2 separate regions of the Homo sapiens genome follow, and region 2 is linked to region 1. The links are chromatin loops, found by intact Hi-C in ENCODE. Cell type or tissue: IMR-90. All regions are shown on one strand. Links, peaks and the distances in the headings refer to the core of each region. The heading gives the core; the rest is flanking DNA.

Region 1 (15,387 bases), core at 4,023-9,022:
CAACATCCTGCCAGGTGGGCTCCGTACTCTGTCCCTGGCGGCTCAGGCACCACACTGCTGTGGTCATTCGGTGCCCCTTCTACAGTTTGACCCCTGATTTTTCAATTCATGATGTGAAGTACAGAAAAAACAGTCACTCTCCCTTCTGTTAGGTGAGCTTTGTCAAGTCCCTCTAAACACACAGGGGTAACTCCACTCTCTGCTGAGGGTCCAGGACACCTCTGACCCCTTGCACCCCTTGTGCAGGCACCAGGGCATCCTTGGGCCCAGAGCTTGCTCTGGCCCCTGGGGACACTGGACCTGCCCTGGGGCTCCAGTCCCTGGTGAGTTACAGAAGGGGTTGCGCGAGGGAGGGGCCGGTAGAAGTGGCACCTGGCCGGGTACTTTGGTTCTCATTTCTGTAATTGTTTCTTGGGCAATTTTTGTTTTGTTTTGTTTTGTTTTTTGAGACAGAGTTTTACTCTTGCTGTCCAGGCTGGAGTGCAATGACTATCTCAGCTCACTGCAACCACCTCCTCCTCCTGGGTTCAAGCGATTCTCCTGCCTCAGCCTCCAGAGTAGCTGGGATTACAGGCACCCGTCTTGGGCAATGTTTTTATTCCTCTTGGGCCTCGGTTTACTCCAACTGTGAAATGGGGGTAATGTAAACCCTTTGCTCGATGTGACTCTGTGTGTGAACACATCTGGAAAAGGTGTAAGCACCTTCACCCCGTTCCCCAGCTGTTCTGCTTTGGCTGAGAGTTGGGGACAGTGGAACCACTCTGAATGGCTGGCACCGAGAGTAAGCCCTGGTGTCACCATGGACTCTGGGTGACGGTGGCGAGTCAGCACAGGCTCATTGATTGTAACCCATACACCACTAAGTGGGGGAGGCCATGTGTGGGTGGGGGAGGCCATGTGTGGGTGGGGGGAGACTGTGTGTGGGTGGGGGGAGGCCATGTGTGGGTGGGGGGACCATGTGTGGGTGGGGGAGGCCGTACGCAGGTGGGGGGAGGCGGTATGTGGGTGGGGAGAGGCCGTGCGTGGGTGGGGGAGACCGTGTGCGGGTGGGGGCAGGGAGCACATGGGAGCTCTCTGCACCTTCCTCTCAATCTTGCTATGAACCTAAAACTATTCTAAAATATAAAATCTATTTTTAAAAACACACAGCTTGCCTGGGAAGAGGGGCAGTTGGACAGAACAGAGTGGGCCAAGCCTTGCTGAGCAGGGAGGGTTTCCCGAGTCGGCCAACCTAGAGAGGGGTGGCTCCCGGGTCATCTGCTAGGGAGAGTCTGGAGAAGCACAGGGGTCAGCCGAGGGCGAGGGTCCCTTACAAGCATCCCACACTGAACACGAAGCCTTGAGGGCCGCTGTTTAGAATCACTACTCCAAACCAACCACAGAGCAAAGAAACAAAAGAAACCTAGGTCTCATTTCACCTCGAACAAAAGAAGCTGCTCCCTGCTGGAGTCCACCGGTGCCAGAACCCACCTTGTTTCCTAAGGAAGAGGCAGAAGGTGCTGATCACTTCTGAGGAGCCGCTGTCCCTCAGCTGCTCAGAGGGTCTAATCATAAAGGTCATGTTTATCCTGCTCTGGACATGTGCTCAGTGGACAGTCTCCGAATAGTTCCAGAGGCTTTCTGGCCTCTAATCCCCATAGTCTGCCTACGCAAAAATCTGAGAACCTCATCAGAGGTTCCTTACAAAGACTGAGTTTGCCTTGATTTAAATTCCTAGGATGCTGCCCGGCAAGTGGGAGCCCCGGGCTCGGTCCAGGAAGCCTGAGTCTCCTGTGAAAGTTCAGCAAATGTCTACACTGCAGGCTGCTTGTCAGGTCTGGGGCGACATTTCCACAGGGCTGGCATGGCCGAGTGTGAGGTGGGGCCGGTCAGCTCACAGCCGTCGGTGGTACTTGCTGACAGGCCAGGCTGTGGATGTTTGATGAATGATGACCGTGACCTTGAGTTCTGAGAGCTCTGGATCCCAGGACCTGTTTTCAGTGATATGAAAACTGATATGGCTGAGCTGTGTCCCCACCCAAGGTTATTACCTTGAACTGTAATCATCCCCATGTGTGGTGGGAGGGACCCGGTGGGAGGTCACTGAATCACGGGGGCGGGTTTTCCCGTGCTATTCTCATGATAGTGAATAAGCCTCACAAGATCTGATGGTTTTATAAAGGGGAGTTCCCCTGCACACGCCCTCTTGCCTGCCGCCATAGAAGACATCTCTTTGCTCCTCCTTCACCTTTCACCACGATTGTGAGGCTTCCCCAGCCATGTGGAACTGTGAGTCCTCTAAACCTCTTTCCTTTATAAAGTACCCATTCCCGGGCATGTCTTTATGAGCAGTGTGAGAACTGACTGATACACCGACGTTGTGTGCCTGTCCAGGGTCAAGGCTGCCTCTGTCCTCTCGTCTTTGGCCAGGCCTGCTCACGGGGTGGCTGCCGCAGAGGTCACCCTGGTGGTGACTGGATTGGGACAGTGTCTTAGTCCTTTCAGGATGCTGTAGCAAAATCCCACAGACCAGGAGCTTAAACAACAGACAATCAGCCCTGGCAGTCTGGAGGCTTGAAGCCTGAGATCAAGGCACTGGGCAATTTGGTGTGTGGTGAGGGCCGCTTCCTTGCAGACGGCACCTTCTTGCAGTGTCCTCACATGATGAAGGGGTGGAGGGTCTCTCTGGGTCTCTCTGATAAAGGGCACTAATCCCATTCCTGAGGCCCCACCCCCATGACTGTATCACCTCCCAAACCTCACATGATGGAGGGGCGGAGGGTCTCTCTTATACAGGGCACTAATCCCATTCCTGAGGCCCCACCCCCATGACCACATCACCTCCCAAAGGCCCCGCCTCCTAACACCATCCCCCTCGCGTGAGAATTTCCACGTGGTGAATTTGGGGGACACAGACCTTCAGTCCAGAGCAGCCCAGTGTGCATTTGTTTAATGAGTCTTTATCGAGAACATTTTGCAAAGTCCTGGAGATGCACAAGGACTGTGGGGTGGAGGAGCTGCTGTGACACTGAGCAGGACACATGATAGATGAATAAGGAAGACCATCCTGGTCCCATCAAGCCTCAGAGCAGACGGGGCACTGTGGCACACAGGTGCATCCTTGGCGAGGCCCCTGGCTGAGTGGTTGGCAGCGCTCTGTCCACAGAGATGACATTTGAGCCAACAGATGAGCCAGCAGCAGCCCAGCAGAGGGCCAGGAAGTGCAGCGCTGTGGAGGCCGGACAGAGCCTGGCTCATTCAAGGACCTCACGGGGAGGCCGACTGGCCTGTGCTGGACACCTGAACGTGGGGCTACTGGTCACTGGCCACTGGCCACTCTTGACCATTTCTTCCTAGTGACACCTGATCCGGAGTGAGTGGAATGAAGGCATGGCTGGGCCCGTTGTAGTGAGTCTATTAGTCTGGGACCTGGGGTTGCAGAACAGAGGCCGTTTTGTTTCTGGGTGACTGCGTTTCGCTTCCGCGGAGTAGCATCCCAGCCTGTCTGTCTGAGGAGCTATGATTCGGTTCCAGCCCGTGGGCCTCTACTGGGCCCATGTGTCACTCGGAGGCCGTGTTCTCAGGGTCCCTGGGCCGGCAGCACCAGCACTTGCTAGATACACAGATGCTGGGGCCCCGCCAAATGCAGTTGCCAGCCTCTCCCAGGGTTTCTGCATCAAGATCCGCCCACCGGCTCCAGAGACACTGCTCTGTAGGGCGAGGACGCCCAGTGGAGATCCAACCTGAGCCATCCTGCTGACACCTGACCGAGGCCACGGAGTCCCCAGGAGCCTGACCCTGAGACAAGAGGAGGGGCGAGGACTTGAGGAGGACTCTGCTGGGGGCCTGGGGAGACAGAGATGGCTCTGGGCAGTGACACAGGTGGAAAGGACATTCCAGGCAGAAAAACCAGCTGGAGCAGTTTTGGGGCACAGAGAGCAGAGTCCGTGGAAGAGGATTCAGAGAAGGGGCATCTCCACCTGCAGCCTGGCCCTGTGTCGGGAAGGCGCACACTGCAGGGTCTCCAGCCCCGGGGCTCCTTGGCCTTTTATTATCGGCTGGCAGTAACCATTTTAGTTACCAGGAAGTTGGGTGGAACCAGGAAGAAGGTGTGGGCTATCTTTTGTCTTTTTGCACTAAGCTCTGAAAAGTTTGCAGTTCACATTCATGATCATTTTCGCGGTTCACATTCATAACCCCCCATAGTTTACAGGCACCTTCTCCCCACGGAGCCCAGGGCAGAGAGCGGAGCCGGGAGTCCGCTTGGGTGGCCAGTGAGGGCTTCCTGCCGACCTGAGGTCTCCAGCAAATGGCCTGGATCGGTGGGCAAGCCTCGAATGGAAACCAGGAGACCTGGATTTTGGAGCTGGCTTCGTGAGCCCCGATTGGCAGATCAGTAAAATGGACAGAGTAGCCCCCAAGAGGGCGGCTGAGAATCACATGGAAGCACCGTGCATGGTGGACGTGTGCCCTGGGTGTCATCTGTTTCCTCCAAACTTCAGCGCAGCACACATTGCTAAGCACGCGCCATGGCCAAGAACTGCTCTCAGCAGTGGGGAGATGGAAGGGAACAAAACAGCAGCAAGTAAGACCTTGCAGAACTTTCCTTCCAGGGAGAAACAGACAACAAACAGGCAAACAGGCAGGGGTCAAGTTACTCTAAACGCCGTATGCAGCCATGAACATGCAGGCTTGCGACAGGCCTCCCCATGAATGCAGCATCAGAGCCGGCAGTGAGAACAGGGAGAAGATGGGCTGGGCAGCCACGCTGGGAAAGAGCTCCTCAGACAGCATGTGCAAAGGCCCAGGGGCAGGGAGGCAAGGGGCTAGGGTGGCTACAGCCCAGGGACCCCTTAGTGGGAGCAGACGGTGAGGCCAGAGAGCGAACAAGTCCAGCCCACAAGGGACTTGAGATTGTGGTGGTTCTCAGGCCTCTAGCTGCTCAGGAGGGAGGTGGGAGCCGTCTGTGGGCTTTGAGCAGGAGTTCTCTGCTGTGATTTCTGTTCAGCATGATCACGGGGCTGAGAGCGTGGGGGGCAGAGGGACAAGAATGGCAGAGGAGACTCTAGAGCCCATTGCCAACATTCAGGAGGGAGACGAGCCAACCAGGGGTGGGTCCCAGTGGTGGACGTGGAGGTGGGAACGGGGTCAGATGGAGGCTGGGTGGGTTCTGGGGGTAACGCCGCCGGGATTGGCTCACTGTCTGGACGCGGGGTGGAGAGCCAAGCTGAGACTGAGAGACTGAGTCCCGCATCCTACAGCCTGAGCAGGTGGAGGATGGGCTGCGAGTGCTGAGCAGCTGCTTTTCCTGCCGGCGAGGAGGGCAGCACGTCCCTTAAATAAACGGATGACAGGGCACCACCAGCGCCAGCGGGATTCGTGCCCCTCCATGGGAGCGTCTGTTCTCACTGCGGGGCTCACGTGCTTTCCCTCACCTGCCCCGGCTTCCCGCTGATTTTAGGAGCAGAGTTCCATTTTCTAGTGAAACCTGAGCAGTGTCTCTGTGTAAAACAGAGTTGCTGTGCCCGTCCGCCTTCGATTTTCCGCTCCCCGCTGGGCGGCCCTCAGGAACTTCCCAGGGACCTGAGGACAGACGGGGCCTGCCCCAGTGCTGCTGGAAGGGGTGCACCCTCATAGAGAATTCAGAAGCAGCAGTGAAGCTGCTGATGGTCGATTATCTGTGCACAGTGACGGTAAACAGTGTGCGTGATAAACACAGCTGCCTGGAGGCGGCCATTCCTGCCTCGGTCCTCCTCCACCTGTGTCCTGGAGGTCAGCTCCCCATGGGAGAGGACAGCCGACCAGACCCCAGGCGCCTTCTCAAGGCTGGTCCCTGAACGAAGGAGGAAGCGGCCACAGCCTCCTGAGAGTCCCTCCAGGGCCACGGGCCTTAGAGGAGGAGCTGGTGTTGCTCCACAAAAACGTTCTCTAAAAACCACTGTGAGGCTGACAGTGACTGTGCCCCAGGGGCTGTGACACACCCTGGGTCCCTTCACCCACTGGCAGCAGAAGGATCTCCCTATACAGCTGAGGGAGCAAAGGCAACAGAAATCCAGGGACCCCCAGGGAACCACTGGCGGAGGCTGATTGGGTTTGAACCTGTGCCCGGTGTCAGGGCCCACTCTCACCACCCAGTGCAGCCCCCCAGGCAGGCTGCTGGCCCCTGTGTATGGCCCTGGTGTGGGGCCAGCCCTGGGATGAAGTTATTTTATTTCCCAAATTGTACCCTTCCCCTAAGCCACAGCTCCCATTCCCCAGGAGCCAAACTGGCGGGGAGGACTTGGGCTCTCAGCAGGGCACGTGTGATCAGTGTCTGAGAGCAGGCCCAAGGAGTGGGGAGGTTGACAGGCAGGCCGGTGGGTCACACGGACACAAGGAGTGGGGAGGTTGACAGGCAGGCCGGTGGGTCACACGGACACCTGGTTAGTAGCGCATGTGTTTATGAGAGTTAACATTTGCCTTGCAGTGGAAGGCTTGTGCTAGCTGGTGCTGTGTGCAGGGGACAGCAGTAAGAGGGTAGCCTGGGGGTTCTGTCTACAAAGCCCTCCTGCCTGGGACAGGAGTGACAGGGTAGCCTGGGGGTTCTCTCTACACAGCCCTCCCACCTGCCTGGCTGCAGCTGACCCTGCCTGAGCCTCTGGCCCTCTGGTCCTGATGGGTTCACAGCTCCTGTCTTCCTTCCAGGAGGTTAGAGCACTTTTTAGTGCTGAGTTAACAGCGGCAGCAGCTGAGGTCCCACAAGGCGAGTGTTTATGCCTGAGAAGATCAGATGCCGGGGGAGGCAGCAGGGAGAATTCCAAGCATCTGCCCTCTGGGTGGAGGGGAAAAGTCCAGAGCTGAGGCAGCAGTAGCAGCTGAGAGGCCTTTGTGCTCGCCTTGCCTCCCGGCCACTCCCCCGCCCGCAGTTTCTTTCCAAGAATAAAATCCAATGACTCTGGAGAGCAGGCACTGAACCCGAGCACCCAGGGGCCTCTGCCTCCCAGCAGGGGCAGGTGACGGCGGGAGGGTGGTGGCTGCAGTCTTCGGGCTCACATAGTCCCCACCCTGAGACCCCAGCCGGAGCATCCCAGAGGCAGCATGGGCCCTGACGTCCCCCACCAGCTTCTCTCAGCCCCGGCTTTCTTATCTCTAAGATGGGAACGAAGAGCGCCCTAACCCCCAGCTTGTTGTGGGGTGAGGGCCTGCGGGGGAGACTCGGAACCAGAGGGAGAGAGCCTTTTCGGGGCAGGGTCCCAGGGGCTGAGAGGCCCTGCTGGGAGCACACACAGAGCCCCGCCCTCACTGACACTCTGTGTCTGACCTGCTGGCTCATGCCGCCCCTCCCAGGTCCTGAGGTTCTCAATCTGTGATCTGGGGCCAGGGTTGGAAGCACCATGAGAGGGGTGGAAGTGTGAGGGTCCGGGGGTCTCCGTGCCCAGACGGGTGGTGAGGTCAGCGTCCTTGGGGACCCTGGGAACAGCGGTAGAAGGGGATGGACCTAGGAATGGGTCCTGCTTCAGCCCCTCTTTAAGGGACGTGACCCAGGAGCCCAATCTCCCCAGAGAGTAGCCTGAGAGCCTGGGAGTGGGATGTCCTCACATCTCACATGCTCCACACGCCAGCCCGTGCATCTCACATGCCAGCGCACGCATTGCACACGCCAGTCCACGCAGGTCAGAGCTCTGAGTGGTGGGAGGAGGGCCACTGCACCCTCACCTGGACAGCAGCCTGCGTTCTCCCCACAGAGCCGTCTCACGATGTGCGGCTGACAGGGCCCTTTAACCTCTCTGTGCACCTGGGTTGACTGACATTGTTATCGGAGTGGGAGACTCTGCTGACCAACATGTACCCCACTCTGTAGGAGGAATCATTTGCACTGTCTGCAAAATTTCTCACATAAAAAGGTGAAATAAGTTCGGGCACAGTGGCTCATGCCTGTAATCCCAGCACTTTGGGAGGCGAGGTTGGCAGATCATTTGAGGTCAGGAGGTAGAGACCGGTCTGGGCAACATGGAGAAACCCTGTGTCTACCAAAAAATACAAAACATTAGCTGGGCATGGTGGCTCCCGCCTGTGGTCCCAGCTGCTCAGGGGTCTGGGATGGGAGAATCGCTTGAGCCAGGAGGCAGGGGTTACAGTGAGCCAAGCCCACACCACTGCATTCCAGCCTGGGCAACAGAGCAAGACACCACATGAAGAAAAAAAAAAAAGTGAAACAAGACTGAAATCAGTGGTTGAAAACCAGGCCCAAGGGAGTGTGAGCGGGGAGAGGTGAGTGGCTGGTGAGCGCAGGGCTGAGGTGACCACAGAATCGGGGACTGCTCTCTGAGGCGGCTGGGTCACTCCATCAGGCCTCAAGGAGGAGGGTGGCTCACTCCAGGCAAAGAGCAAAGGTCCTGGCTAACAGGTGCCCAAGGGCACAAACCAGAGCAGAACGGGGTCACATGGGCTTCACCCCGGCCCCCACAGTTTCCATGGAACATCGTGCCATCCAGTGTGGGGAGACAGGGAGAAGCCCAGCTTGTTCCACAAGGACAGCAGTATGGGGATGCCGAGGGGGGTGACAGACGACGGCCCAAGGGATGCATGATCAGGCACAGCCAGTGGCCCATGTCCACAGTGGGAACATGGGCGGCATCCATGCTGGGGACATGGGTGTCCACACTGAAGATGTGGGTATCCATGCTGGAACATGGGCAGTGTCCACACTGGGCACGTGGGTGTCCACACTGAAGATGTGGGTGTCCATGCTGGAACATGGGCAGTGTCCACGCTGTGGATGTGGGTGTCCACACTGAAAATGTGGGTGTCCATGCTGGAACGTGGGCAGTGTCCATGTTGGGACATGGGCATCCATGCTAGGGGTGTAGGTGTCCACACTGAAGATGTGGGCATCATGCTGGAACATGGGCAGTGTCCACACTGGGCACATGGGTGTCCACACGGGTGTCCACACTGAAGATGTGGGTGTCCATGCTGGAACGTGGGCAGTGTCCATGCTGGGGACGCGGGTGTCCATGCTGGGGACGCGGGTGTCCACACTGAAGATGTGGGTGTCCATGCTGGAACATGGGCAGTGTCCACACTGGGAATGTGGGCATCCATGCTGGGACATTGGTGGTATCCATGCTGGGGTATAGGTGTCCACGCTGGGGACATGGCTGGCGTCCCTGCTGGGGATGGGGTGGCTCCAGGGCCGGAAGGCAGGCAGCATCCCACGGAGCCCTCATGACAGGGAGGTACGGGGCCACTCTGTTTAATGTGTGTGAATTCTATGTTCTACTCTTTGCACTTTTTCGCCAAACTTTGAATTTTGAAGTGATTCACCATTAGCACCCAGCACAACATTCCAGAAGTTCTGCCCTAGTCCTGCAGCTCTGCGGTGTGCCGAGGGACCACACGGGCTTTGGATGCTGTGGCTGGGCGATAGGGAGCCATGGAAGGCTTTGGATGCTATGGCTGGGCGATAGGGAGCCATGGAAGGCTTTGGATGCTGTGGCTGGGCGATAGGGAGCCATGGAAGGCTTTGGATGCTATGGCTGGGCGATAGGGAGCCATGGAAGGCTTTGGAGCAGGGACACCTGGGAGGCAGTTGCAGATCCCCCTGCAGTTCTCACGGTGGCCATGCTGGTGGCCACGCCCTTCCGTCCAGGCCTCCTTGGTCCCTTTGTTCTCACAGAGGTTGTGGCTTCATTGAAAGTGACCGACCTCCTCTGCACACCCCCTGGAGCCCAGTGGCCCGTCCTGGGGAGCCATGGTGGGGCGTGTGGCTGTGGGTGGCCATTCATAGAAATGGCAAGAGGGGCACATTCCCAGGGGCTGGAGTGCCCAGAGGCCCCCCACAGCTGTCCCAAGCCTTTGAGAGGGCTCCTCCGATGTCCCCGCCACAAGGTCTCCCTCCCTCCAGGCGGCCTCACTGTGGCCATGTGGAGGGAGGCTGGAGTGTTGGCCATCCTGAGCCAGGCGGCTGCCACTTTCTGGAAGGCCTGGTGGAGTCAGTTCCTGCAGCTTCCACACTGTGCATCAGGTGAGAATGGCCTGGCTCCCCACAGGCCCTCAGGTTGGGGCCTTTCTAGTTCTCTAGGATCCAGGTCACCCCTGCATCCTGGTCTGCAGTTAATGACTGCCTGGCTCAGGGACTCTATTCGGGGCCAACCGACTGCTCCAAATATTCCTTATAACCAGAAGCTGGGGACTGTGGAGCTCAGTGGTGGTGGAGGGACCTGCCAGCCCTTTGTGGGAATGTGTCTGCTTGGCACAGACCAGGAACACGGGAGGGAGTGACACCCACGTCCACGGGGCCTGCAGTGGGTCCCGCCCTCCCCCAGCAGCCCACTCCGCTGCTGCAGCCCCTCAACCTTTTCTGCTGCCAGCCCCCTGCTGTGGCTGTTTGGTTGCCACCCTCATTTGGGGCAGGCCTTGCTCTCTCCCTGTGATGGGGAGGAATGAGGTGGGAGGCGGGACCTCTCGACCATGGGACGCCTGCTATGTCCTGGTCTCAGAGTCAGTCTTGGTCTTGGGAGGATAACACAGAAGGGACAAGAGGGCTTTTTCCCTACAAAATTCCGCACACTTGTCATTCCAAAGGGCAGGTGAGTTTGAGCCAGCGGGGCTGCAGGCGCTCTCACGGAGGGAGCCGGGTCCTGCACGCCTGCCTTTGTTTGGGAGCAGCACAGGGAGGGCCCACGGGAAGAGGCAGTCTGGGGACCAAGCTCAATGCACCTCCCCCACGAGACTGCATCTCTGGGGTTTTCTTCTTGGTCCAGGGGCACCCCAAAACCCTGCCGTCCAGCCCCCTTCTTTGTGGGATTTGTTCTCCTCTAACAGATGGCAGGAGCAGCATGTCAGGGGCATTCTGTAATTGTTGGCTCTCTATGGCTTTTTTAATTCAGCAGTTAATGTGTTTAACTGAAGACACACAAATACACTGTCCATCATAATCCGACACGCGCAGTGCTAAGAAATAACTTACCTTCCCCACCTGCCCTGGAGGCTCCTAATCCTTTTTCCTTTCTAACTAAAGCATGGGTTTCATGCCTTCATGATGCCCCAGGCTTCCGTCTAATCCCTAGAAGCTGGGGAGCTCCCAGGGGTGAGCTGTTTCCAATAGGAAGAGGCAGACCCCTGAAAACGGGGTTCTCCTTCACCCCACCTGCCGTCTCTAGTCTTCTCCCAAGAAGACACCTCACAACTTGCACCTGGGAGGCCGTGGGAGTTGCTAGAAGCTGCAGGCTATTCTTCCTCAGTTTGGACCCACAGGACTCGGGGTACCCTCTGTCCCCAGGCCTGCAGTGAGGCTTCAGTAGAGGGGCCAGGTGTGGGAGACCCTCATTTAGGAAGCCTTAAATAAGATGAGACTTTGTAACAAGTAAATTGATTTACATTAAAGGCTGGAAAGGGAGAGATCTCCTCCCCATCTCATCAAAAAGAGAAGGAAATAAGCCATCAGTAAGCCATCTTCCTGCCCTCCTGGCTCTGCTGTCTTCCCCGGCCAGGGACAGGATGAAAGTCACACTTTCCAGATCCCAGATAGATGTGTGTTTGCCAGGGAGGCTGTCCACACCTGAAGGCTGGGGCCCCAGCCCTGCCGGCCCCATTCCCTGGGACTGGCCACCCTGTCTCCCAAGGGGCAGAGGGGCCTTTCAAGTCTGCTCTGTGCCCAGCCACCTGATGGGGAGTGCACAGCTGCCCTTCACGCCCTCCTCCCATGGAGTGTCCTAACAGGCAGACTTCTCCGTCATCTTTCCCGTTGGGGTTAATTTGTTGATTTAACCTCTCATTCAAGTCGATGGGAGATTGTTCTGGTTTCATGGCACTTAGTTCACAGCGGCTCCTTTCTCTGAATCACTTTTTGAAGTTCGGTTGGGGCGGTTCCTGCCGGCACCGCTGCCTCACCTGCAGGAATGCCTTACCCTTCCTGCTGCTAAGATAAATAAGGCAGGCAGGTCACGGCCTTTCCAGCGCCCATCCTGTCTGAGACAGCAGAGACACCCTGCAGTGCATCACTGACCTTTCTCAACAGCCAAAGGTCAGTTTGGAAGACCAAGAAGCTAGCACCACAGAGACGGGTGATGGGCTTGGGCCCTGCACCCTCCCACCCTGTTTACTGGGCTGAGGGTGTTCGTGGACCTTACGAGGTCTGAGCAGGTGGTGAATAAATACGGCCCCGTGGCTTCCGCAGGGCTGTCTCCAGCTGCCCTTTTCCTTCCTTTCTGGCAAGCACCTCCGGCGCTCCACATGTAAACTCACCACGGGTGAGGGGCTCCTCAGAGCATCTGCCCCTGGGCCAGGCTTGGATTCCTCAGCTCCTGTGGCTGCCTGGGACACTCACAAGCCACCCAACCTGGACCCTGCAGTGCCTGGGGAAGAACTGGGGTGGGGAGCACCCTGCCCACCTTGCCCCAGGCCCTGTACCCTGCTGCGCACCCCAACCCAGGCCCTGCACTATCCGCTTGGGCAGAGCAGCAAAAGTCAGATGATGCATCTCCCAGATACCAGCCTCAGTCATCCCAGAAGACGAGGCTTTCGTGGTTTGTTCATAAGAATGAACTCTCTTTTCTGAGATGATTTCTGAAGAGGGGGTCAGTAGATTCGGGGAGGAGCTTTGCGGTGGGTCTCGGGAATCCTGGAGCCTGGGGCCCTGAACAAGTCACTTAGCTGCTGTGTGCCTCAGTTTCCCTACTTACCAAAGGAGTAAAATGTGCTGCATCTGGCCAACATTCTTTTCTGGGAAAACATGCAAGGAGAGGAAGTGTGTTACTGAGCACGGCGAGAAGCCCTCGCAGTGCTGACGGACAGCAGGGACCTCCTGGGGACCCAGCGGGCACCCCTGGGCTCCTTCCAGCAGACACCGGGTTTCTTTTTGGATTTCAGCCAGGAGGGGTCGGGTGGCCGAAGGGAGAGAGCAGAGTACAGGCTCGATGGTGGGGGTGGAGGCTGAGCATGGAGCAAGACCCCGGCTGGCCACTCACTGAGCAGCTTGGCCTCTGAGCCCAGACTCCTCATCCACAGACTGGGTGTTGCGGCCATCGCAGCCGAGTCGGTAAAGGGCCTCGCCTGGGTCTGTGACGTGCAGAAAGGGATCAGTCGGTGTTGCTGATTGTGCAGAGGAGGACGTGGAGGAGAGGTGGGCAGCCCTAGCATTCCCGGACATGAAGGCTGCATGTGAACATACGTGTGCAAGCATGTGCCCACTCACATCCACACAGGCACACCCTCACACAGCACCCACGTGTCTCACACTCACGCCCACATGGTGGAATGGGTTGACCTATGGCGCACAGGTGCACTTCCTGCCGTATCTTGAAGGCTTTTTGCGTGACTGTTTTATAACTTGTGTATTTTAACAGCTTTATTGAGATATAGTTTGCATACTGTAAAATATATTCCTCTAAAGCGAAATGTTTCATAAACTTCAGAGCATTTAGGAACTGTGCAGCCATCACTGCCATCCGACCACCCCCAGAGGACACCTCGCCCCTCTGCAGTCCCTGCTGCCAGCTCCCTGGCCCCGAAGATGCTGCCTTTGCTGGATGTCTCGGAATGGAGCCCGGCCTTTTGCATCCAGCTTCTCCCTTGCAGTGGGATGTTTAGTCCTGTGCCTGTGTCAGTTCTGCCTTCCTTCTCACCACGGAACAGCATTCCCACATTGTTTTCCAAAACCTGTGCTTTGTGGACCTAGAGCTCCGAAGCTTGAGTTCTAGAATGTTCTCAGCAGGCCTCTATCTATCTCATGATAGAGGATGGAAACCAGCCGTCCAGAAGAAGAGAGAGTTGGGCCGAGGAGGACTCCAGGGCTCAGCCATGAGGAGATCTGGGCGGTGGTCTCCTCTTCCTCGCGGCCTCTGCCCGTCCACTGCCCGGCCCTGACATCACGAACGTGGCAGGCCAGCCTCTTCCATCACGAACAGGCCAGTCGAGAAGACAAGACATTCAGAGGTGGGGTCAGTGTTGGGGCCCGGTCACGCCTCTGCCTTCTCAGGGTGCAAAGTTGTCTTCTTGATGAGCTGAGGACAGAGGTTCTGGTGTCCCCTCAGTGCCCTGGCGGGAGGTACTCATGGCGACCACCCTTGCCTTGGAGCCTCAGCACGTTTTCAGGAAAAAGCCGCGCTCTCCCAGGAATACAACGGGGGCTTCCCAAGCCCAGCTCTCCCTGGCACTCAGATGGACGGCGGCCTTCACTGGAGGTCTGAACCTCAACGGTGTGGCCCTGAGACTCTGGGTGGGAAGGAAGGAGCTGGGGCCAGGGACGTCCTGCTTTGACAAGAATCCATTTATTGTGTTTATCAATACAAATGTGGAGTTTCCATTCCTTTTCCTTTTCTTCTCACTAATGATGTTTGGAGCTCATTGGCCCACGGTCACCTGTACACACCAGCGCCCACACACACCAGCGCCCACACACACCAGCACCCGCACACACCAGCGCCCACACACACCAGCGCCCGCACAAACCAGCGCCCGCACACACCAGCACCTGCACACACGTGGGGAACCATCGCTTTGATCATTAGTGCACCCAGCACAACTCCCCACCGTGTCCCCGGCTCTCCCCACCGAGGGGTCCTGGTGCCTGTTGTCCCCTCTGTGCTGTGTGTGCCGGTGGTGTTCTGCCACCCCCCAACCCTGGCCCCTGCCTGCCCTCTGCCACTGTCCTGCGCCCAGGCATCCTGAGAGGTGCAGCTGCTGCCGCCCTTCCTGATACGCCGGCACTGTGACTCCAGGCAGCGGCTGAGGGCACCCGGCACAGGGACGAGCTGCTCAGGCGCCAGTGGCACAGGGCCATGAGGATCCAGCCTCTGCTCTCTGGGGCTGTTTTTTTTTGTGGTTTTTTTGCCATTTTTAAAACTTTTTGTGCTCTCAGCTAAAGGGATCCCCACATCTTCCATAGTGAACAGCTCTACGTTTGCTGTGGAGAGAAAAGAGACCGCCACTGCTGTCTTGGGCACACATGTGTGGCCTCGAGGGTCTGGGAAGGGTCTGGATCTGAGCGGAGGGAGGGAGGGAGGGAGCCAGTGTCAGTCCAGGGTCCGGGGGAGGTGAGGCCTAAGCCTCCTAAATCTTCTCAACCCACCGGGCCGGGCCTTAGGGCGGCTGGAGTGCGAATTTCCTAAACCCACCGGGCCAGGCCTTAAGGCGGCTGGAGTGCGAATTTCCTAAGATGAACAACGGCCCGTCCGGAGGTCCAGACCCCTTACTAGAGGAAGGTCCCAGAGCATCCCAGACTCCATGGCAGGAAACTGATGGAGCTCACGGCTGAGGACAGAATTCCACAGCCCAGGCCCGTGGGAACTGCCTCTCCTGACCTGCAGCGCCCAAAGGTCTGGGTGGTCCCAGGGCCAGGCAGGATCCTGGGGTCCCTTCCCCACCTAACACTGTGCCAAAGAGCTCGAAGGCGTTGCTCATCTCTGCTGAGCGGCCTCAGGGGTT
Region 2 (15,387 bases), core at 6,698-11,697, 81 kb after region 1:
GGACGGGCAGTCGTGGGCAGCTGCCGGACTATTGCTGCCTCTGGATTCTGTGAGGTCTCCGATGTGAAATGCTGAGATAATCAAATAGTGAACCTGTCCTGTCTTGCCAGAGGTGAGAGGCCGTGGGAATCCCCGGCGTGTCTCTCAGTGGGGCAGCTCAGGAAGCAATGACGGAACGCCAGCCTCAGCCCCGCGCTGCCTGGGGACAGAGCCTCGGCTGTGCCTCGTAGGCAGCCTTGGGTTGCTCCCTGCCCCATGCCCACTGCTATTGTCCAGTGTAATGAAACAGCGCCCTGGCTATCCCCTAACTGGCCTCTGCCTCCAGTCCAGCACCCCTCCCACCTGTCCTTTATGTTGTTGCTGTAGAAATCTTTCTCAAATGCAAATTAGAAAAGAAGAAAGCAGATGAAGTCACCGAAGCCAAAGAAAGAAAGTTAAGAGGGAGGGAGTGGGTGACGCAGAATGCCACCTGTTGGGGAGAGGTCGCTTGGGTCCTTGTTTAAAACTCTTTATTGGATTTGGTAGACTGGGAGGTCACTTGCTACCGTGATTTGTATCCAATTTCCTGGGATGACTTTTGGGAGAGTGGGTGGGGATGCAGGCCCCACCACAGTGACTCTGGCAATGCCGGGAGGAGCAGCCGGTGGCTGGGGCGGTCCGTGGTCTCCATCGCAGCACAGAAACGACCACCAGGATGTGGAGGTTGCGCGTGCTCGTGCTCCGGCACGGCTTTCACAGAAGAAGCTTATGTCTCTGCTGAGTATTTACTGGGCAGTCACTGTGTACCAGAAACTGTTTCGGAACCTGCATGTTCTTACATGATAATGTCACATCCCCTAAGCCAGAAGCAGCTCTTCAGTTCCCTTCACGCTCAAAACACCGAAGCAAAACTCCGACACCCGCCAGGACCAAGCCCCTGGCCTCGCCATAAGAACAGACCTCCCAGTCCCTAATCCAACCGCCAGCCTAGGCCCTTTGCTCCTTTCTCGCGGCATATTTTCATTTTTCTGCTGTCCACTTCGGGGACCGTTCCTTTGATGCTATGCCAGAATGTAATCCTAGTGCTCCAGTATGAACCGTACAGGAACACACACCCCAGAGTGTTTTACTGCTGTCTTCAAATGTCCAAGCTTTAACCATAAAGAAAAGCAAACGAAAACCACAAAGGTCTACAGTGTCTAACCCGAAAGCTCAAGGGACACCATACAAGAAACGTGCAAAGCCATAAAAACAAGCCTGAGTCCAAAGGGTCCCCATGCTATTTAGAACTTCATTCCACAGTGAGATCGTTCGATTTTAAACATCTGAAATTATTCCACAGCAAAGTTTAGTTTTTCCAAACAGCTTCAATGCGTTCCTGCCTGTCCAAAAACCCTCCCCACTCATGATACTAAATACCCTTAATCTCACAAGAAGGATTCATTTCTCTTGGCTTTTTAAACAACTTTCTTTTATCAAAATTTTCAAGCTCTTGACAGCATCCTTCTTTTCAAGATGGGACTGCCCATCTGGAGCCACTTCCCTGAAGAGGCCTGAACACAACTGCATGGGGGACGCATGGCCCCTGCCTCTGGAATCACAAGGTTCCCATGAAACAGCCTGTGAAAAGCACCTGGCTCAGAGGCAATGATCAGTAAAAACTGTTTTCCTTACATTTACATGCTGTAGCATCTAGTTTTTTATTTATATCCAATTTCCTAGGATAACTTTAAAAGCACTTGGGGCATAAAATTCTTTGCCATCAAATTTTAGAGCTAAAAGTACATTGAATTCACCCTCTCCATTTTAAGTAAGGAAACCTGAGAGGAAGAGGAGACCCGTGAGCAACATGCAGACAGAGTCAGGGACTCTCCCAGAGGCAGACACAAAACAGCCAGGAGGGAGGGACTGCACATCTACAAGCTCCGTGCAAGCCAAGGCTGCCTGCTGTGGATATCATCAGTCCTGTGGATGGTGGTTCAAGGCCCAGCGAACCCACGTTAAAAAAGAACAAGTAATGTATTAAGGACCATACAGTCTCTGACCATTAAAAATTTTGTCTCAGGTGTATCAAATCTATCAGTTCTGCCAAGCACCACCAGAAAAATATGCTTTACATTGGCTGCATGTAACTAAATAAGTGTCATTTGATACATAGGCTCTGTTGACTATATTCAGACATTCAGGTCAGTAACTGTCAAACTTAACAATAAGGGAGAATCAGGGACGAACAAAGACAGTCCAACAAGAACTTGATACAAAGCCAGAAATCTGTTCTCCCATGTCTGATTATCAACAGAGTGGATATAAATTAAATGAAAAATGAAAATAAATAGCCTTTAAGACAGCTACCAGGAACTAGGGCAGCAGCCAGATTCTCCATCTGAGATCGACTTTATTAATAGATTGAATCCAAACGATGAAATGCTGAGTTAGATTGCAAATGGAAATGAAGTGCCGTGTTACACGTCCAATACAAACTCAAACTCTCTTTAGACTTTTGGAAATAAAAACATAACGTGGGAGCCAGGAGATACAAGGTCACAAAACGGATCATTTGCTTTCTCAGCAGATTTGATGGCATGAAGCCCTTCAATGAACAGGCCTATCAAATTAAAAAGCAACATCTTGGATTCTGATTTAAAAACAGAATCCAAAATGTCCCAATAAAATTTTATTCTATTTTGACGAGTAAGATGGAAAACCTCAAATATCCAAATCTGAAGATTCGGTGGAACTTTGGCAGGAACGGGAGAGGACTGCCAAGAGAATGAATAAAGTAACAAGGAACAGTAACAACAAACAGTGATGTTAATAATCATAATAAGCTTTCCCCAGGGGCTGGGGCCAGGCCTCAGCCTCAGGATGCATTTCCTCACTGAAAAACTCCTTCAGGTTAACCAGGATGCAAACAGGGAAGCGTAGAAAGGCAATTACTAACCACAAATACTCTGTGTGTTCACTTATAACAGGAGGGGATTGATAAGGTCCCAAGGGCTCCTGTTAACACGAAGTCCTGATCATGAGGATTTAATCTGTCTCCTTTTGTTTGACTCAAGAATACTGGTGCTTAAGGCATCAAGTGAGATAAATATATATATATATATATTTGCATGGTGGGAGCAAAGTCAGCAAGACGCTGATGAGAGAGAGCTGGTGCTCAGCTCCCTCTGCCCAAGAAAGGACCAAGGCAATGACTACACAGCTGAGCTCGGACTATGTGGAAGGAAGAGAGCTAAGATCTGGCAGAGTGTGCAGTGCAGCATGGGAGTGGAGAGGCACCTGTGTTGACCGGAAGTCCAGGAAGGCAGAGGGGAGGCACCTGGCTTCTGCAGCCCCATCTCCCCTGCCTGGGTCAGATCTGCCCAGGCAGAAGGGACTTCCCCTTGCAGGGAAAGGGAAGCAGCAGATCCCCACCAGCCCCCACAGAAAACACCTACAGTCCTTACAGCAGGGGAATCCTGCAGTCCTCACAGGCCCTCAGCCATTTGGGAGCTGCAGAGAATTCACGACACAGCTCCATGGCCCCAGATTAGGAGCACAAGGTGTGCACTGCTCACCCCCCAGCCATCCCTGTGAGCCAAGCTGCTGCAGCACAGCCCCATCTTGAGACCAGAGCCACCTCTGGAGCATACCCTGCTCTGGGGAATGGAAACCACAGCCATTCTCCAGCCTTGGAGCTCCATCTTCATGACTCCAAGCCTACACGGGTGGCTGAACGTCACAACCCCAGCTGCATGGATCCCGGGCCCAGGATCAGCTGTGACTCCGGCCTTGCACAGCAGGGAAACCAACCCCCATCACTGCCCTACCAGCTGGAGGAACCTGGCAGTCCCACCCACAGCAACCCTGCCCTTGAGTTAGCCAAGCTGCTGTTCACCTTTCCCCAAGCAGGAGAGGCACCTGAGCCTCCTAGTGGCTAATACACCTCCAGGCCAGAGGAGGGGCTGGGCACCTGTGCTCAGGACATGAGAAACAGCCCCACAGTACCCCAACACCCTACAGACATGCTCCTCACCTGCCCAATAAGCACCTGAGAAACAGCCCCGTTTCTCAGCCACCATCAGTAAGCATATCCCCGAGCCAGGCATGCAGCCTTGCACCTGTACCCCAGGCCCAAGAAACAGCCGCATAGTTCACCCCTGGTGGACACATCCCAGGCCAGCCACACAGCCTGAAACCTGTACTCCAAACCCACGAAACAGCCACACAGGTCACCCCTGGCAGATATACCTCAGGCCAGCTGAGCAGCCATGTGCCCTCGTCCCAGGCCTGAGAAGCAGCCCTGTGGGCAGCCCCTGGCAAACACACCCTCAGGCCAGCCAAGCAGTCACGCAGCTGTGACCCAGACATGGGAAACAGCCCCTTGAATTGGCCCCAGCAGACACACCCCAGACGAGCTGAGCAGCCTTGTGTCGGTGTCCTGGATCAGAGAAACAACCCTACAAGTCACTCCTGGCAGGCACACTCCCAGGTCAGCTAAGCAACTGTGTGCCCATGCTTCTGGCCGGAGGAACAGCCATGTGGCTCCAACTCCAATGAGCCAGACCCCATGTTGGGTGACCTACCGTGTGCATGTGTGTATCCCGAACCCGAGATATAGCCTGAGAGCCTACCCTTGGAAAAGCCGCATCACTGTTACCACAGACTCCCTCACTGTAGGCCACTGAGAAACTCACAAACACCACTAGTGTGTATGACAGCTAAAGGAACAATATGGAGACTACATTGCTGTGTCCATCTAGAACCATGCACCCTAAGTCTTTCCTCCTGAAACCTACTCCATAAAATTGGAAGAGACAATTTTTTCACCAGATGTATAGGAGTCAATGTTAGGGACACAGCAACCATGAAAAAGCAGGGAAATATGTAACCTCCAAAGGGAAGTAATAATCCTCTAGTAACAGAACCTAATTATAAGGAAATATATGAAATACCAGAAAAAGAATTCAAAATAACAATCTTAAGGAAACTCAGTGAGATACAAGAAAATACAGACAATTCAATGAACATAGAAAAACAATTCATAATTTGAATGAAAAATACAATAAAGAGACAGAATTATAAAAAAGAATCAAATCTTAGAGCTGAAGAATTCAATGAAATATATGATATAATAGAGAAATAAAAAATACAATAGAGAGCTTCAACAACAGACTAGACCAAATAGGAAGGAAAAAATTCTAAACTTGAAGACAGGTCTTTTGAAATAACACAGGCAGACAGAGGGAAAGAGAGATAATAAAAAATAATGAAGAAAGCTCACAGGATTTATGGGACAGCATTAAGTGAATCAATATTTGTATTATGGGCATTCCAGAAAGAGAAGAGAAAAGCTGAGGAAAACATATTTAATAAAAATACAGCAGAAAACTTCCCAAGTCTTGTGAGAGAAATGGACATCTAGGTCCAGGAAGCTCAAAGAACCCCCAGGCAGGTCCTCTCCAAGGCACATTGTAGGAAAATTGTCAAAAGTCAAAGACAAATAATTTTAAAAGCAGCAAGAGAAAAGCATTAAGTCACATATAAGTCCATTAAACCAACAGTGGATTTCTCAGCAAAGACTTTGCAGTCCAGGAGAGAATGGGATAATATAGTCAAACTGCTGATTGAAAGAAAAAAATAATTCAGCCAATAATATTATACCCAGCAAAGCTATCCTTCAGAAATGAAAGAAAAATAAAATCTTTCACAGACAAGTAAAAACTAAAAGAATTCATTACCACAAGACGGGACTTACAAGAAATACTCAAGGGTGTCTTACATGTGGAAGTGAAAAGACAATAACCACCATCATAAAAAATACAAAACTATAAAAGTCACTTGTATAGCCAATGCAAAAAGAAGATACCAAAAGGAATCAGACTCACTACAGAAAACCACCTAAATGCAAAAAATAAACAATAAGAGAGGAAGTAAGAAGCAAAGGATAGACAAAACAATCAAAAAGCAGTCAATAAAATGACAAGAGTAAGTCCTCACCTATTAATAATAATCTTGAATGTAAACAAATTAAATTTCCCACTTTAAAGATGTAAACTGCCTGACAGATTAAAGAACAAGACCCAACTATATGCTGTCTACAAGAAACTCACCTCACCTCAACTGTAAAGAGACGTATAGTCTGCAAGTGAAGGGATGGAAAAAAATATTCCAAGCAAAGAGAAACCAAAAGCAATCAGGAGTAGCCTTACTTATGTAAGATAAAGCAGACTTCAAGTTAAAAGCCATAAAAAAGAGGACAGGAGGGACATTACACAATAAAGGGATCAATTCAGCAAGAGAATATGACAATTGTAAATATATTTTCACCCATATATATATAAAGCAAACATTATTAGATCTAAAGGGTAAGATAGGCCCCAATACAATATTCACTGAGGACTTCAACACCCCACTCTCAGCATTGGATAGATCATCTACACATAAAATCAACAAAGAAACATTGGATTTAAACTGCACCATAAACCAAATGGACCAGAAGACACTTACAGAACATTTCACTCAACAGCTACAGAATACATTTTTTCATCAGCAAATGGAACATTCTTCAGGATTGACCACATGTTAGGACACAAAACAAGCCTCAACAATTTTTTTCAATCAAAACCACATCTAGTGTCTTATTCGACCATAACAGAATAAAAGTCCACATCAATAACAAGAGGAACATTTGAAAATACACAAATACATGGAAATCGAGCAACATGCTCCTGAATGACCAATGGATGAAGGCGGAAATTAAGAATGAAAATTTAAAATTCTCTGAAACAAATTAAAATAGAAATATATCATACCAAAACCTATGGGACACAGCAAAAAAGTTAAAATTCTCTGAAACAAATTAAAATAGAAATATATCATTCCAAAACCTATGGGACACAGCAAAAGCAGTATTAAGAGCCAAGTCTGTAGCAATAAATGCCTATATTAAAAAACTGGAAAGATTCATATAAATGACATTATGATGCACCTCAAGGAACTATAAAAGCAAGAACAAATCAAACCCATAATTAATAGAAGAAAATAAATAAAGATTAGAACCACAATAAAAGAAATTGACACAAGAAATACAGAAGATCAATGAAACAAAGTTAATTTTTAAAATAGACAAAGAAAATCAACAAACCATTAGCCAGACTAACAGAAAAAAGAAGGAAGACCCAAATAAAATCAGAAACAGAAAAAGAGATATCACAACGGCTACCACAAAAATACAAAGGATCATCCAGAACTACTATAAACAACCATATGCCAATAAATTCAAAAACCTAGAAGAAACAGATAAATTCCTGGATACATATAATCTACCAAGATTGAACAAAAAAGAAATTAAAAATCTGAACAGACCAATAACAAGTAATGAGACCAAGTCAGTAATAAAGTCTTCTAATGAAGAAAAGTCTAGGACCAGAAGGCTTCACTACTAAATTCGACCAAACCTTTAAAGAATAATTAATACGAATTCTTCTGAAACTATTGCAAAAAAAACTGAAGCAGGGGGAATTCTTGCTAACTCATTCTACAAGGCCAGCATAACCGGGATACCAAAACCAGACAATGACAAAACAATAACAAAAAACTATAGGCCAACATTCCTGATGAACATAGTTACAAAAATTCTCAGCAAAGTACTAGCAAACTGCATTGAACAGCACATCAAAAAGATAATACACCATGATGAAGTGGGATTTATCCCAAAATGTGAGGACAGTTCAAAATATGCAAATCACTAAACAAATTGGGTCACATCTACAGAATGAAGGACAAAAATCATGTGATCATCTCCAAAGATGCAGAAAAAGCTTTTCAAAATATTCAACATCCTTTCATGATAAAAAAAAACAACTCTTAATAAATTAGGTATAGAAAAAAACAACCTCAATATAATAAAGACAATATATAACAAACCCACAGCTAACATCCTAACATCTTTCAGCTTTTTCTTTAAGGACTGGAATAAGACAAGGATGCCAAGTCTCACCACTCTTATCAATATGGTATTGGAAGTCCTAGTCATAGCAATTAGGCAAAAGAAAGAAATAAAGAGCATCCAAATCATACAGAAGGAAGTCAAATTGTTCCTGCTTGAAGATAACATGATCTGATATATAGAAAATCCTAAAGACTCTACCAAAAATCTCTTAGAACTGATCGACAACTTCGGTAAAGTTGCAGGATACAAAATTAATATGAAAAAATCAGTATTGTTTCTATATATGAGCAATGAACTAAATGAAAAATAAATTTAAAAGGCACTCCCATTTATATACAATAGCTGCAAAAAATTTAAAATACCTAGGAATAAATTTAACCAAGGAGGTGAGAAACCTCTAAAAGGGTAATTAGAAAACACTAATGAAAGAAATTGAAGAGGATGCAAACAAATGGAAAGACATCTCATGCTCAAGAATTGGAAGAATTAAAATTGTTAAAATGACAATACAACCCAAAGCAATCTAGAGATTCAATGCAATCCTTATCAAAATACCAATGACATTTTTCACAGAAATTGAAAAAATTGTAAAATTTGTATGGAACCACAAAAGATTCCAAAAGGCCAAAGAAATGCTGAGAAAAAAGAACAAAGCTGGAGGAATCACACTACCTGCTCTCAAAATATATTACAAAGCTATAGTAACCAAAATAGCATGGTACTGGCATAGAAACAAACACATAGACCAGTGGAACAGAATAGAGAACCCAGAAATTAACCAACATATCTATAGTCAACTGATTTTTTAACAAAGATGTCAAGAACACTCATTGAGGAAAGGATGGTCTCTTCAATAAATGGTACTAGGAAAACTGGAAATCCATATACAGAAGAATGAAACTAGACCCCCACCTCTTACACTATACAGAAATCAACTCAAAATGGATCAAAGGCCTAAATGTGAGACACAAAGTGATTAAACTACTGGAAGAAAACACAGAGGAAATGCTTCAGGAAAAGGTTTTATGGGAATCTCTTTTGGCTTCAAGGAAGAAATTCTTTCATAAGGTAGGCCAAATCCATACAGTATTCCTTCATAAGGTAGGCCAAATCCATAAAGTAAACTAAAGAGAATGTTCTATTAAAGGAAAGAACAACAAATCCATGAAGTTCTCTCTCAGGCCATTTAAGATAAGAGTGATGCAGTAGGGCCTGTGGGCCCACAGAAATCCAAGCTATGACTGACCACAACAGGGAAATGTGATCTGAGAGACCAATAGATGCTTCTTTATCAACTAAGATGGATCCTAAGATTAAGGAAATAAAAGGTACCTATGAGTCAGAGGTTCAGGGCTTGGCTGCCTGACAGCTTCCTAAATTCCTGTGGCTACAAGAAAAACCACACTCTTGCTAAACTCCCTAACAACGGGAGCCATCAGGAAAATCCCTAACTCTGATTCACAACCCAGACCACCGCAACCCTGATTAGGCAGAGGATCAGCCTTGCACAATTCTTTCCTGAGAAGCAGCTGCAGACCTCCAGCTATTTTCGGCCAGCTTATACAGACTGTGCACAAACTGTGTGTCCTGGAGTTCACCTTTTAACAGAGAGAGCTGGAGACTGTCTCTTCTCAGTTTGCAAACTGATATCACTGATAAAATCCCCCTTTCTACTCTTTAGCCATCCTGGTAGTCATTACCATTGACTGTGGTAATCATTTTACTGATTGTATGGTTTTGTGTTTGTTTTTGTTTTTGTTTTGAGATGGAGTCTCATTCTTGTTGCCCAGGCTGGAGTGCAATGATTCAATCTCAGCTCACTGCAGCCTCTGCCTCCCGGATTCAAGCGATCTCCTACCTCAGCCTCCCAAGTAGCTGGGACTACAGGCGCCCACCACCACGCCCAGCTAATTTTTTGTATTTTTAGTAGAGACAGGGTTTCACCATGTTGGCCAGGCTGGTGTCGAACTCCTGGCCTCAGGTGATCCATCTGCCTTGGCCTCCCAAAGTGCTAGGATTACAAGTGTGAGCCACCATGCTCAGTTGTAAAACTGATTACCACATGTGTCATCCAAAGATGGATGGTAATCATATACATCTGTATATTAAATTATCATGTTGTAGATGTCGAATGTATACAATTTTTGTCGATTTTACCTAAATAAAGCTGAATCAATCAATCAATCAATAATACTTTAAAATAAAGAATTGTAAAAGTTTTTCTTTCTGGGGACATAGTAAGAGCAATTTTAAAGTATGGCTATAACAATTTTCTTGGCCTTTTTAAAAAGTATAAGGCTATCAGTCCGTTAACTAAAACTACCTTTTGAAAAAGAGTTTCTAAAGTTTACAATACGTAACCATCATCAGACTGATTCAGGTGACGGGCCTTGTAGAACCGCATATGGTAATCAACGTGACACAAAATCATCTTCAAAATGGCCATTGTGTCCTACATGACCTGAGATTTTCCTGAATTCAAAATTATCAATGTTAGTGAAGTGTTTAGCATTTCATGTGCTTTCTAAATTCATCTTGTGATCACCATAATAAGCTGAATGAAGGAGAGGCCCAGCATTTTTTTAACTGTTCTCACTGGGGACTTTGTAACGTACACAGAAATGGGGGAAACAGCACAAGACGTCCTCAGGTGCAATCGCCCGGTGCCACAAGTGTGGAATATCCGGCCAGTCTTGTTTCACAGACACTCCTGCAAAACCCACCTCCCTTTCCTCAGCATACTGTACATTCAAAACCAGACAACAGATCGTTGTATTGCTGAGTATTACAGGCTGCATTTTTAAATGATAAGAACACTTTTAAAGCACAATTTGCCCGGTGTGGTGGCTCACGCCTACAATCCTAGCACTTTGGGAGGCCAAAGCAGGAGGATCACATAAGCCAGGAGTTCAAGACTAGCCTGGGCAACATAGTGAGACCCCCCCATCGCTAAAAAAAAAAAAAAGAAATAGAATACAATCACCATGCCATTCATCACACTTTACAAAATTAATGTCACATGGAGAGTGGCAGAACATGTCACCCCAAAATATGCCACTTTGGCATCAGGATTATCTTTACTTAAAGGTTCCTGAGAAGCAGGAGGCTCATGCAGAGCACTCCAGCTTCCCCTCTTCCTCCTGCACTGAAGGCAGGACCTGACCCTCCCATGAGAGCCGCCCTTGCTGGGCCAGGAACAAAGCATGTTCTCGTCAGTAGATGGGGTCTGTGATGGTTAATACCGAGCGTCAACTTGATCAGCGGATTAAAGGATACAAAGTATTGATCTTGGGTGTGGCTGTGAGGCTGTTGCCAAAGGAAATTAACATTGGAGTCAGTGGGGTGAGAAAGGCAGACCCGCCCTTAATCTGGGTGGGCACCGTCTAATCAGCCGCCAGCAAATATAAAGCAGGCAGAAAAATGTGAAGAGAGAGACTGGCCTAGCCTCCCAGCCTACATCCTTCTCCCGTGCTGGATGCTTCCTACCCTCGAACATCGGACTCCAAGTTCTTCAGCTTTGGATCTCGGACTGGCTCTCCTTGCTCCTCAGCGTGCAGATGGCTGTTGTGGGACCTTGTGATCGTGTGAGTTAATACCTAATAAACTCTCCTCTACATATGTATCTATTCCATTCGTTCTGTCCCTCTAGAGATCCCTGGCTAATACAGGGTCGAAGCTGAGCAGCTCTGCACAGACAGACCTGTTAGCACAGCCCTCGCCTTCCCTCTGTCTCCCATCTCATTTGGTTGCTTGTCCACAGTGGCCTCTGCCCAACCCCGCAGGGCAGCGTGCAGGCTGTGCCACTCCTCAACTCTTCATTTTCCGGGGGGCTCTGTGTCAGGTAGACCCCACATTCAACAAATCCGATGCTCTTCCCCGTCAACCTGCCTTAGGCCAATTCCATTCTCAGGCTCCACCAGGGACCCTAGGAGGATAGAGGAGAAGGTTTGCCCCCCTATATACCCAGGACACATTCGGACTTCCCCCACTGTCCCAACAATGCCTGTGACAGTCAGCTCGTGCATGCCAGGCTTGCCTGTGACAGTCGGCTCGTGCACGCCAAGCTCGCCTGTGACAGGTGGCTCGTGCACACCAGGCTCCAAACCAGGACACACTGAGGCTGACACGTCTCATTCTACTGTGTCCTCCTGCCTTTAAAAACAAAAGTTATTACTAGAGAAGCCAGGCAGTCTGTTCTGTGAAATGTCCGCATTCTGGCTTGGCAGATGGTTTTCTCTCCTTTAAAATGACTGTCCCCAAGACTTGATTAGATGCTGGTTTGATTTTGAAGCAAAAGTGCTTCATCAGTCCCACTGTGTCCCACCTGCTGCACCACCTCGGGACATCATGTCTCTGCATCCCAACTTCAGGGAAGCTGCGAGTGCTTAGAGGGTTTGAGGCAACCCTGAACCCTCGTCGTGAAGATCCTATCAACCCCTGAGCAGCGTCCACTCAGGAGAAAGTGCTTAGAGGGTTTGAGGCAACCCTGAACCCTCATCGTGACGATCCCATCAACCCCTGACCAGCATCCTCTGAGGGCCTAGAGTCACCATTTCATTGGGGGTTTCAAATGATGGTTTTCCAGTTTTATCATTTGTTGAGTTTATTACCTAGAATCTTCTGTTCCCTCAAAAACCATGCATCTGCCCTGAGTATGTTTCCTACAGGAAGGACATCACAACCCTTTTCTCTTTCTATCACTTTTTGGAATAATGAGTTGATGTTCTAGCACCCAAAAAATTAATGTGAGGTCTTTTTAAAAACTCATTATTATGAACTCAAGATTGTACATATAATTATATATTTCAATCTGCTTTAGTCCCTCCTTAATCCCCAGGCTTCTATCCCGCGTTGAGGGAGTGCCTGCCGTGGGCTCCATGTGCTGGGACAGCCCCCGTTCTGTTCTGAGGCCTCCCTTGCTGTTCAGCTCCCCAAGTGCCCCAGGCTCCTCCCACCCACTTCCTTTCCTGGCCCAGATGCGAGGTGTCAAATGAGCTTTTCTCCTGCAGTGGGCTTGGTACTCAGACACCCCTGGGGTGTTGGGCTGCTCCTTCTGACTTCTCGGCCTTTTCGTGGATAAAACTAAAAAGCAAGGAGGCTTTCAGGAGAAACAAAATCATGCTTGATTCCAGTTTAGAATCACAAAGTTCACCCATGATATCACTGATTTTATATTTATATCTCTTTTCCTGGTGCTCTAAATTTTAGAACTTGCTCATATTTGCACTGATTGATCATTTGGGCTGGAAAATAAATGGAAGTGAAGTAACTTCCTCACATAGAACTACGGGTCAGGAGCTGGTTTCCCACAAGGAAAGCATGTCAAATGCTTAATTTCATGTTCCAATAGAAATCAAGGAACAAAAACAACTCTTCTTAACTAAGAAAGCCTAAAATAAATTATTTTCTATTTATTCAGTCTCTGAGTTGCTCTCCATTGTAGGGATCTGTGGGGACTACGGACACCCACCAAGCAGGAAGCTGCTCTCTGAATACAATTTGTGAGGAAACTTGTAGACTCAGGTCATCAACAGCATGGGCCGCTTCTCTAGAGATGGAGCTGAGGGAATGAAACAACATTGAAAATACACATCATGAAGAAATTGCTTTCTGAATTCCTAACATTCAGCCTCTAAAACACCCTTGTGTTTCTTCGCCATCATCTCTGTCTCTGTCCTGGTCACTCTAAAACACCCCTCTGCTTCTCTGCCATCATCTCTGTCTCTGTCCTGGTCTCCCAGGACACTGGCTTGGCTCCTCTTCCTCCTCTTCCTGTGTGCATGGATCCACCCTTCCATCCTTTTCTAAAACTCCACTCGTCCTTTTGGACCTTATGCTTTTTATTTTTTTTACTCTTTACTTTTTATGTATTATTTTCTTCTCTTCCCCACCCCCTTTTGTCTTCTCTTGATTTTTTTACTCCAATACCCCTGTTCTTTATTTCTTGTTTTCATCTTCCCTGTCTGCATTGCATGGGAGAGTCATCCATACTCCAGTAAGAACGCTTAAATATCTCCTTCATGCGCAGTTTAGAGCGGTGGTGATACAGAACAAGGGTCCCAAATCCCTGGCCATGGAGGCCTGTTAGAAACCAGGCTGCACAGCAGGAGGTGAGCGGTGCGCAAGTGAGCAAAGCTTCTCTGAATTACAGCCGCTCCCTATCACTGGCATCACTGCCTGAGCTCCACCTCCTGTCAGACCAGCAGCAGCATTAGATTCTCTTGGGAGCACAAACCCTACTGTGAGCTGTGCATGTGAGGGATGCAGGTTGCACACTCCTTATGAGACTCTGATGCCTGATGACCTGTCACTGTCTCCATCACTGCTAGATAGGACCCTCTAGTTACAGGAAAATAAGCTCAAGGCTCCTACTGATTTTACATTGTGGTGAGTTGTATTATTATTTTGTTGTATATTACAGTGTAATAATAATAGAAATAAAGTGCACAATAAATGAAATGCAGTTGAGTCATCCTGAAACCATCCCTGCCCCGGCCCGCCAGTTCGTGGAAACCTGGTCTTCCAGGAAGCTGGTCCCTGATGCCAAAAAGGTTGGGGACCACTGATCTAGAAGACAAGCTCATCAGGTTCTCCCCTTCAGGAAATCAAGCATCTGCAAGCCATCATGAATCTGAAAAAATGCAACATGTTTCAAAACCAAAAGCCGATGAACACAAACAATGTGCCAGTCCACACACACGTTTATGGAGCTTCTTAGGAAGCTCTGAGAAGCCAAACAGCCCAGAGCCGCACCATCCAGGAGAAAGAAGCCTCTGGGACTATGGAAACTTGCCTGTCTTTCTCACCTGCCCAAGGCCACGCCTCAGGTGTCTTCTCACCTGCCCGAGGCCACGCCTCAGGTGTCTTTCTCACCTGCCCGAGGCTACGCCTGAAGGTGTCTTCTCACCTGCCCGAGGCCATGCCTCAGGTGTCTTTCTCACCTGCCCGAGGCTATGCCTGAAGGTGTCTTCTCCCCTGCCCGAGGCCACGCCTCAGGTGTCTTCTCACCTGCCCGAGGCCACGCCTCAGGTGTCTTCTCACCTGCCCGAGGCCACGCCTCAGGTGTCTTTCTCACCTGCCCGAGGCTACGCCTGAAGGTGTCTTCTCACCTGCCCGAGGCCATGCCTCAGGTGTCTTCTCACCTGCCCGAGGCCACGCCTCAGGTGTCTTTCTCACCTGCCTGAGGCTACGCCTGAAGGTGTCTTCTCACCTGCCCGCGGCCACGCCTCAGGTGTCTTCTCACCTGCCCGAGGCCACGCCTCAGGTGTCTTCTCACCTGCCCGAGGCCACGCCTCAGGTGTCTTTCTCACCTGCCCGAGGCTACGCCTGAAGGTGTCTTCTCACCTGCCCGAGGCCATGCCTCAGGTGTCTTCTCACCTGCCCAAGGCCACGCCTCAGGTGTCTTTCTCACCTGCCCGAGGCTACGCCTGAAGGTGTCTTCTCACCTGCCCGCGGCCACGCCTCAGGTGTCT

What was found. A loop is a pair of places that touch in the nucleus more often than their neighbours do. Peaks named below come from ENCODE experiments on the same cell type or tissue, not always from the same donor. Only the 100,000 strongest peaks of a DNase experiment are listed, where the experiment ranks them.
Region 2: a loop joins it to region 1, with 7 times the contacts of the local background. A loop is called at or near these places in 1 of 110 quality-filtered maps.

What each region holds. Positions count from the first base shown.
Region 1 is chr6:168,079,852-168,095,238 of GRCh38, reverse strand. It overlaps a transcript of FRMD1 not described here. Among named protein-coding and RNA genes, the nearest start is that of FRMD1, 8.3 kb to the right of the region's middle. RefSeq lists enhancers at 11,386-12,385, 12,386-13,386. In IMR-90, for the core only: no CTCF peak of the experiment used is centred there; a DNase peak (open chromatin) is centred at 6,778; H3K27ac peaks cover 402 bases.
Region 2 is chr6:168,001,702-168,017,088 of GRCh38, reverse strand. KIF25 (kinesin family member 25) reads right to left here. Exons shown (of 13, transcript NM_030615.4): 3 at 14,430-14,546; 4 at 13,386-13,475. Among named protein-coding and RNA genes, the nearest start is that of KIF25, 12 kb to the right of the region's middle. RefSeq lists enhancers at 3,923-4,839, 8,766-9,965. In IMR-90, for the core only: no CTCF peak of the experiment used is centred there; a DNase peak (open chromatin) is centred at 9,268.